3 separate regions of the Mus musculus genome follow, and all the other regions are linked to region 2. A link is a loop called in an ENCODE intact Hi-C map of the cell type or tissue named here. Cell type or tissue: left cerebral cortex. All regions are shown on one strand.

What was found. Hi-C counts contacts between places; a loop is a spot of excess contacts. Peaks named below come from ENCODE experiments on the same cell type or tissue, not always from the same donor. Only the 100,000 strongest peaks of a DNase experiment are listed, where the experiment ranks them.
Region 1: a loop joins it to region 2, with 4 times the contacts of the local background. A loop is called at or near these places in 7 of 42 quality-filtered maps.
Region 3: a loop joins it to region 2, with 5 times the contacts of the local background. A loop is called at or near these places in 9 of 42 quality-filtered maps.

Annotation. Positions count from the first base shown.
Region 1 is chr9:82,642,914-82,645,413 of GRCm38, forward strand. No RefSeq gene overlaps it. Among named protein-coding and RNA genes, the nearest start is that of Gm35690, 100 kb to the left of the region's middle. In left cerebral cortex, a CTCF peak has its summit at 1,180 (motif pointing left); a DNase peak (open chromatin) is centred at 1,185.
Region 2 is chr9:81,634,164-81,636,663 of GRCm38, forward strand. All of the region lies in intron 1 of D430036J16Rik (RIKEN cDNA D430036J16 gene), which reads left to right. Among named protein-coding and RNA genes, the nearest start is that of Htr1b, 1.6 kb to the left of the region's middle. In left cerebral cortex, CTCF peaks have their summits at 231 and 1,128 (motif pointing right); DNase peaks (open chromatin) are centred at 235, 1,173 and 1,456; H3K4me3 peaks cover 1,051 bases.
Region 3 is chr9:82,813,458-82,815,957 of GRCm38, forward strand. No RefSeq gene overlaps it. Among named protein-coding and RNA genes, the nearest start is that of Irak1bp1, 15 kb to the right of the region's middle. In left cerebral cortex, a CTCF peak has its summit at 1,287; a DNase peak (open chromatin) is centred at 1,276.

The sequences.
Region 1 (2,500 bases), 1.0 Mb after region 2:
GTATTTCCTATCCAGCCCACTTTTCAACGCCATGATTGCAGCTGACTGTGCTAACACACCTAGGTCTTTTTTGTTGTTGTTGTTTTGTCATTGAAAAAGTCAATAATATGACTGGGTTCGTTAATATATAAGCATTCTTTCTTTCTTCCCTGAAGTTCACCAAAGTATAGGAGTGTTTTCCTTTCATTAACAGGGATTGGGGGACCTTATGTAAGAAACCACATGGAGAGACTGCCTTTAGACTCTCAGGCTCATACTCTTAGCCTCATTTGTTTCTTGGCTATCTTAATCTTAGCTGAATAACAAAGGTAGTTGACTACCAGTTATAATACTGAAGTTTCTAAGACAGAAGTATGGTGTGAAATAAGCCAGAATGCGGCCAGATCAGCCCACCACTCATTCATTGGCATGACCATCATCTGCTGCTTCATATTAGTAAGATCCAAGCTGTGTTGCATTTATAAACCTCAGTATCTCCCTCCCAAGCATTGATATATGTACAGCATATGTGTGAAAATACATGGGCATGTGTACACATTTATTGTAACAGAAGATAACAATTTATGTTTGTTTTTTTCTTAATTCAAGTTTATTCTTTTATGATTTTTGTGCATGTGTACCATGCATTCCGGGCACACTCATCTCTTCCTCTCCTTACACACCTTTAAGACCCTCAGCCTCCCCTCCCTCCCTCCCACCATGTCCCCATCTCAGCTTCATGGGTTTTGTGGTGTTGTTTTTGTTTTGTGGAAAACACTAATGAAAACTAAACATTTATACCTTTGTGTTAAATTCATATCATATGGTGTAAAAGTGGCATATATTTGAAAGAAAGGCCTGAGGAAGAGGAGTGATAAAGTCAAAAGAAGGCAACAGACTAAAGCATGAACGGGTGCATATCTGTAACTCTAGTACTTGTTAAGCTGAGGCAGGAAAGTCATGAGTTTGAGACCAGCCTGAGATACATAGTAAGATCCAGTCTAGCTTGGGCTATATAGTGAGACCCTGCCTGAGAAGAAAAAAGAAAAAAAACAGGGAAAATGGTGAAACAACTAAGAAGAACTAAGATTACAATTGGAATAGTGTATGGCTACGTTTTCCTTTATACTAGACAGATACTTTCCTAAAATTAGGACAACATTTGGGTTTATTTCATTCCCCTCTATTGAAATAAAGCAATGCCCTCTAGTGGCCAACTTTAAAGTAAAATTCAGCATACAAAGTCAATCTAATTGAACTCTAAAAAGATACAGGAGTGTTGCCTCACTGGATGAATATGGTGAAGAATGACCCATGAATGACAAGAATAAATGCACCACTACATCTGAACAGACATCACCAGGAGGAAGCAGCCTTAGTATTGAAGCCTATGTTCCTCCCCTGTTAAACAGCTCTCACCCAGCTGCGCACAACAGAGGGTAAACCCAATTTCAACTTCACTTGCTTCACACCAGTCTTACACATGTCCCTTCTGAGTTCTGATATCTGCTTAAAATAAATAAGAGTTTGTGTTTAAATAATAAGTAGAAAATACAAAAAAAAATGCCAGCAATCCTTCTCATTTTTTAAATTAAGAATTTTCTTCATTTACATTTCCAATGCTATCCCAAAAGTCCCCCATACCCTCCACCCCCACCCACTCTCCTACCCACCCACTCCCACTTCTTGGCCCTGGCGTTACCCTGTACTGAGGCATATAAAGTTTGCAAGACCAAGGAGCCTCTCTTGCCAATGATGGCTGACTAGGCCATCTTCTGATACATATGCAGCTAGAGACATGAGCTCTGGGGGGTACTAATTAGTTCATATTGTTGTTCCACCTATAGGGTTGCAGACCCCTTCAGCTCCTTGGGTACTTTCTCTAGCTCCTCCATTGGGGGTTCTGTGATCCATCCACTTCTGTGTTTGCTAGGCCCCGGCATAGCCTTACAAGAGACAGCAGTATCTGGGTCCTTTCAGCAAAGTCTTCCTAGTGTATGCAATGGTGTCAGCATTTGGAGGCTGATTATGGGATGGTTCCCCAGGTATGGCAGTCTCTAGATGGTCCAGCCTTTGGTTTCAGCTCCAAACTTTGTCTCAATAACTCATTCCATGGGTGTTTTGTTCCCAAATCTAAGAAGGGGCAAAGTGTCCACACTTTGTTCTTCATTCTTATTGAGTTTCATGTGTTTTGCAAATTGTATCTTGCATCTTGGGTATTCTAAGTTTCTGGGCTAATATCCACTTATCAGTGAGTACATACCATGTAAGTTCTTTTGTGATTGGGTTACCTCACTCAGGATGATGCCCTCCAGGTCCATCCATTTGCCTAGGAATTTCATAAATTCATTCTTTTTAATAGCTGAGTAGGACTCCATTGTGTAAATGTACCACTTTTGTTTTGTTTTGTTTTGTTTTGTTTTGTTTTGTTTTGTTTGTTTTTCAAGACAGGGTTTCTCTGTGTAGCCCTGGCTGTCCTGGCACTCACTTTGTAGACCAGGCTGGCCTTGAACTCAGAAAT
Region 2 (2,500 bases):
TGTAAAACAGTGTCATAAAGAGAAGCCTACTGTATGCGAAATTAAACCTTCCACCCCATCCTCCCGCCCCAGTGGCTCCGCAGCTCAGCGCCCGACTTTTCAGTAAGAAGTTCTTCCACTCAGCCCTCCCAGAAAAGGAAAAATAAAGGGGTCTCTGAGCCATCACAACTACAGTCACCACTGTCTCCTTTGCCCTAGGCAAAAGGTTAGCAATTCTGCCATAGGGGGCAGTAAGCATAGCAGCTGGGTCCCCAAACCCGGAGCAGATTCCCTAGCCTTGGTTTCGCCTCCAATCTGAACAGAAACAAATACAGGGTCTACTTAGGAATCAAAAGCAAAGTAAATGGCAATGTATTCTCCCCGTGTTAAGGACTAAGGTTCCCACTAGAATTCCCGCGAGCCTAAGTGTGTGTTTGATATGTTGAATGGATCTAGTAAGAGTCACATTATAATTGAAATCATCAGTTTCTCTGCAAGTGTTTTTTTTTTTTTTTTTTACACCTCAAATCGTTCCATCCCAGAGCTCAGCCAGGATCATCTGCTCTATTGGCCATCCAGTTTTAAGGGTGGAGCAATTTCAGACCTTTACAAGAGACTGAAGGTGACAAAGTCCCAAACCAAATTCCCTGAGTTCTTGCCCCTCTAAGCCAGCAAGGCAGACAAAAATTAGAAAGCATAACTGATGCTGAGTGTTTTCCTCTGCATTAGGAATATGGAGACAAACGGGGCAAATTCAGATCCAGTTTTACAGCAGTTATATTTTAGGAGAGGCAAAGACAGTTGCTTACAGTCAACTAAATCAGTATACTTTCATTTGGCAGCTAGTGTCCTAAAAAAAAAAATCTTCCAAGCTTTGGAAGGGGGCTTTTTAACTAAGGTTTAAGGTTTAAGCTGTGTTGCAGTAGATGCCGCGAGGATAAAAACACCACCTTTTTTCCTCTTTTCCTTTTCCTAAGATCAGAGACTTCAGCATATTAAGCATTTTTTTCCACCACATTTTAAGGTGCCCCATCCTCCAGTCTTCAACTCGATCTACCTACATGAGGTGCCTTCATTATCTTACTAACTAGCTCAGCACCAGTTAAAAGCTATTGAAAACGGACTGGAAGCTGGCAATGTTGAGCCACTAGGTGGGGGCGTTGACCAGGATGGAGCAAGAGTGTGGTTGAGGGGCAAGAAAGCCGGGTGGATGCCAGGAAACTATTTTCCTGCTACTATACTATCATTAGTATCATTCGGGAGCTAGGGAAGATTGAGGGGCGTGTTCAAGAGGCGGAAGGAGGGAGAATATTAACAACTATGGACAGCCTTCTTATTTCTGTTTCCGAAGCAGGAGACTGAGAAACCGCCTTGGTGTTGGGAGAGAAACAGACACCTGTGGCATTCCCATGCATTGCAGCTGATCTGAAGTCCCACACCCTCAGCAGGTTCTACTACTTGCAGGCAGATTTTGATTTTACCTTCTGGTTAGAGCTCTGTGAATATGCCGCTGCAGCACAGAAGGGATTTAGGCGGAGCTCAGTGAAGCACCACAGTTCATTAAGCTAGTTTCTGAATTTCACTCGTAGCTTCCCAGACTTGAAGCATATGAAAAGCAGCTGTTTGCTCAACAGTGCATATTTGTCAAACAAGAAGCTTACCCATTGCTGCTGGGTACCAATTCCTGATGTTTGTTTGGTTGGTTGGTTTGCTGTTGTTGTTGTTGTTGTTGTTGTTGTTGTTGTTGTTGTTGTTGTTGTTGTTCCAAAGTTCCAGGTCTTTCAAGGGCACCTTCTCTCAAGGGCTTCTGTTCAAGAGAACAGTAAAACTTCCTTGTGTAGAAAAAGGTCTGATTTGATGGCAGGACCAGACCAGATAGTGACTGAGTCATTAGTATTGGGATATGAACCACCCTCAAGGGGACTTTCCTAAGCCAGGAGGCTGTGAGGCTCCCTTGGGGAAATTGCAGGTACAGTCTGGGAGGGTTTGATCATGGTCTTATCACTTTCCTGGAAACCAGAAGAAACATGACATAGAACTCATAAAAAATTCACTGTCCAGCACAGTCCTTATCATCCAGTGAAAATCTCATTGAAAAGTGTCCAAGCCACTGGTCCTAATCACAGAATGTGGGAACTGAATAGACACTTCTTTTTCAGGTCTAAGGCCAATGTTGGCTGTTTTTACTGCCATGTTTTTTTTTGTTTGTTTGTTTTCGTTTTTGTTTTCCCCACATTTATTCTTATTAGATATTTTCTTCATTTATACTTCAAATGCTATCCCGAAAGTCCCCTATACCCTCCCCCTGCCCTGCTCTCCTACCCACTCACTCCCACTTCTTGGCCCTGGTGTTCCCCTGTGCTGGGGCATATAAAGTTTGCTAGACCAAGGGGCCTCTCTTCCCAATGATGGCCGACTAGGCCATCTTCTGCTACATATGCATCTAGAGACAAGAGTTCTGGGGGTGCTGGTTAATTCATATTGTTGTTTCACCTATAGGGTTGCAGACCCCTTCAGCTCT
Region 3 (2,500 bases), 1.2 Mb after region 2:
TAGATTGTGTCTAATTTGACCATGTTATTCATGCTTAGGAGAGGGAAAATATAGGGGTGTGTGTGTGTGTGTGTGTGTGTGTGTGTGTGTGTGTGTGTGTGTATCAACAGTGAGACTACTTTAGTGCCAATTAGGACTCGTTTGTATCGCCCTTAAATATGATCCTAACAGAATTATTGACTGCATAACAAGAAAATCACAGTCTTTAAAAACAGGTGTCCTCCTTTCGGATGTCAGCTCTTCCACTGGATTCTACATGGGACCTGAAACATGTTACTTAACTGTTTAAAAATTATTTTCTTTACTCATGGAGATCATTTTACCCTTCCCTTTCCTCCTTCCAAATCCTGTCATGTAACCCTCACCCCCTTCGAGTTTTGGTCCTCTTTTTCTAATTAATGGTGGTAGTAATAATGGTAGTGATGCTGGTGGTGGTGGTGGTGATGGTGGTGGTGGTGGTGGTGGTGGTAGTGTGTGTGCATGTGTGTGGTGTGTGTTCCTAAATATGTAAATACAACCTTCTCAGTTTGTATAATGTTACTCATGTATGATTTCAGGCATGCCCATTTGGTGTTGGATAACCCTGAGAAAGACTATATCTCCCAGTTAGCACCATAGTTGCCTATAGTTCTTTGTCTAGGATGAAGTCCCTTAAGCTTCCCTGCTTCCATGTCAGCATGACCATTGGTGTTTTCCTTGTCTTTCCTTGTCCAGATCTTGTTTAGTCAGCCTTATTGGTAACACACACACACACACACTCACACACACACAAAAAAAAACATTTGGATGTTGTAAATGATAACAATAAAACACTACAATTGCATTTTCAAAAAAGAAACAAATCCAAAAATGCATGACAAAAACAGCTAATGAAGTATTTAATACTTAGAAATTTTAATAAAGTTTTGGGAATTAAAAAAAAAAGTCTAAGAAACTCCAGCTTACTTTCTAAAAGTCAAGATGCCAGAAAAGCACACAAAGAACCTTAGGTTCTTAGAGAGTTAATAAGGGGAAAATGAACCAAAATATAACATTGTGCATAGTTTCTTTAAAAGATAGATGGGAGATCCAAATTAGTACCTTTCTTCTTTTCATTAAAAAGGAAAAATGTCTGGGAGATCAAAATTAGTAACTTTCTTCTTTACATTAAAAAGGAAAAATATAGTCGGTGAAGACAAGCCACTTAGCAACCTGGAGAGTGTTGTACAATGGTGTTTGTTGCAGTCATGGACTTAGCTCTCTGGACCGAGCACTGAGAGAGGAAACATTTGTAATCTCCTACTGCCATCTTATGTACTGTCTTGTCACTGCACAGGACAGAGAGGAAACACAGAGAGCATCTTCTAGAAACTGTCTATCAAGTCCACGCTCTTCACATAAAATTAAATATCTATTACCTTGTTATATAAAAAATTAAATGGTAGAGTCCCATTCTCCACTCTAATAACATTTAGATCTTTTTTAAAAAGCCACTGAGAAATTTACTTACAATTCATTCCCTACTGATTTGTTGAACATCTTATGCTGATCATACATACTATAAGTTTACATCTGATTTACTTTAATGTAAAACTGCATATTAACCAGATGCATGAATCACACAAAGTCCAAAATTTGTAAGTGTATTATAAACAGAAAACAAAGAACAGCTCTATTTTTTTTAAAAGCAAATCAGTGAACAAAACATCAGGATGTCAAACATAAAACCAACAAATTTATACAGACACTTTTAATGTGTCATCTATACCCAATGCCAGCAGTTTATTTTAAAATCACAGTGCAAATGCAAGCATGATTTTTCTATAAAGTCTAAGAACTCTTGTTAAAAGCATGTCTCTAAAAATTACTCTTCAAATATCCTCATCCAATTTGGAAATCCTAACTATTAGAGATATATATGAATTAGGAGTGCTCTTACACACACACACACACACACACACACACACACACACACACACACACACACAAGCCAAGTAATTATGAGTAAGAATGACTCATAGAATAAGAGTTTGTCTCTACAAGAGAAACTGTGTTTCCTCTGATAGTATTGCTGATATCAGTCCCTAATGATCTGTCCAGCTCTCCATTCTACCCTCCTTACACAGGCTTTTGTCTTCCTGCCTGTCACCTCACTGTCACATACAGTTGTTGTAGATGTAGATATTAGGTCAGGGTCAAGGTTGAGGAAAGTGACACAGGACAGACAGCACCAGATGCTTCTGTCCCTTATTGCTGTTAGTCTTGCTGGTGAGAATTAGATCACCATTTCTAGATGCTAGGGGAACTAAAAAAAAAAAAAAAAAAAAAAACTGATTACTCTGTTCATCACCATGAGTCAAATTAGAAAAATGTAAGAAAAGAATAGAGGGTAAAAAGAACCATTGTCTAACAAGAGCAGGTAATAATTTTGATCTTTAATGATTTTAGATCCAGATACTAGACTAAGCAGAAGTGAAAATCTTCCCTTTCTTCCCAAACATATAGTAATGCTGGGCAAAGC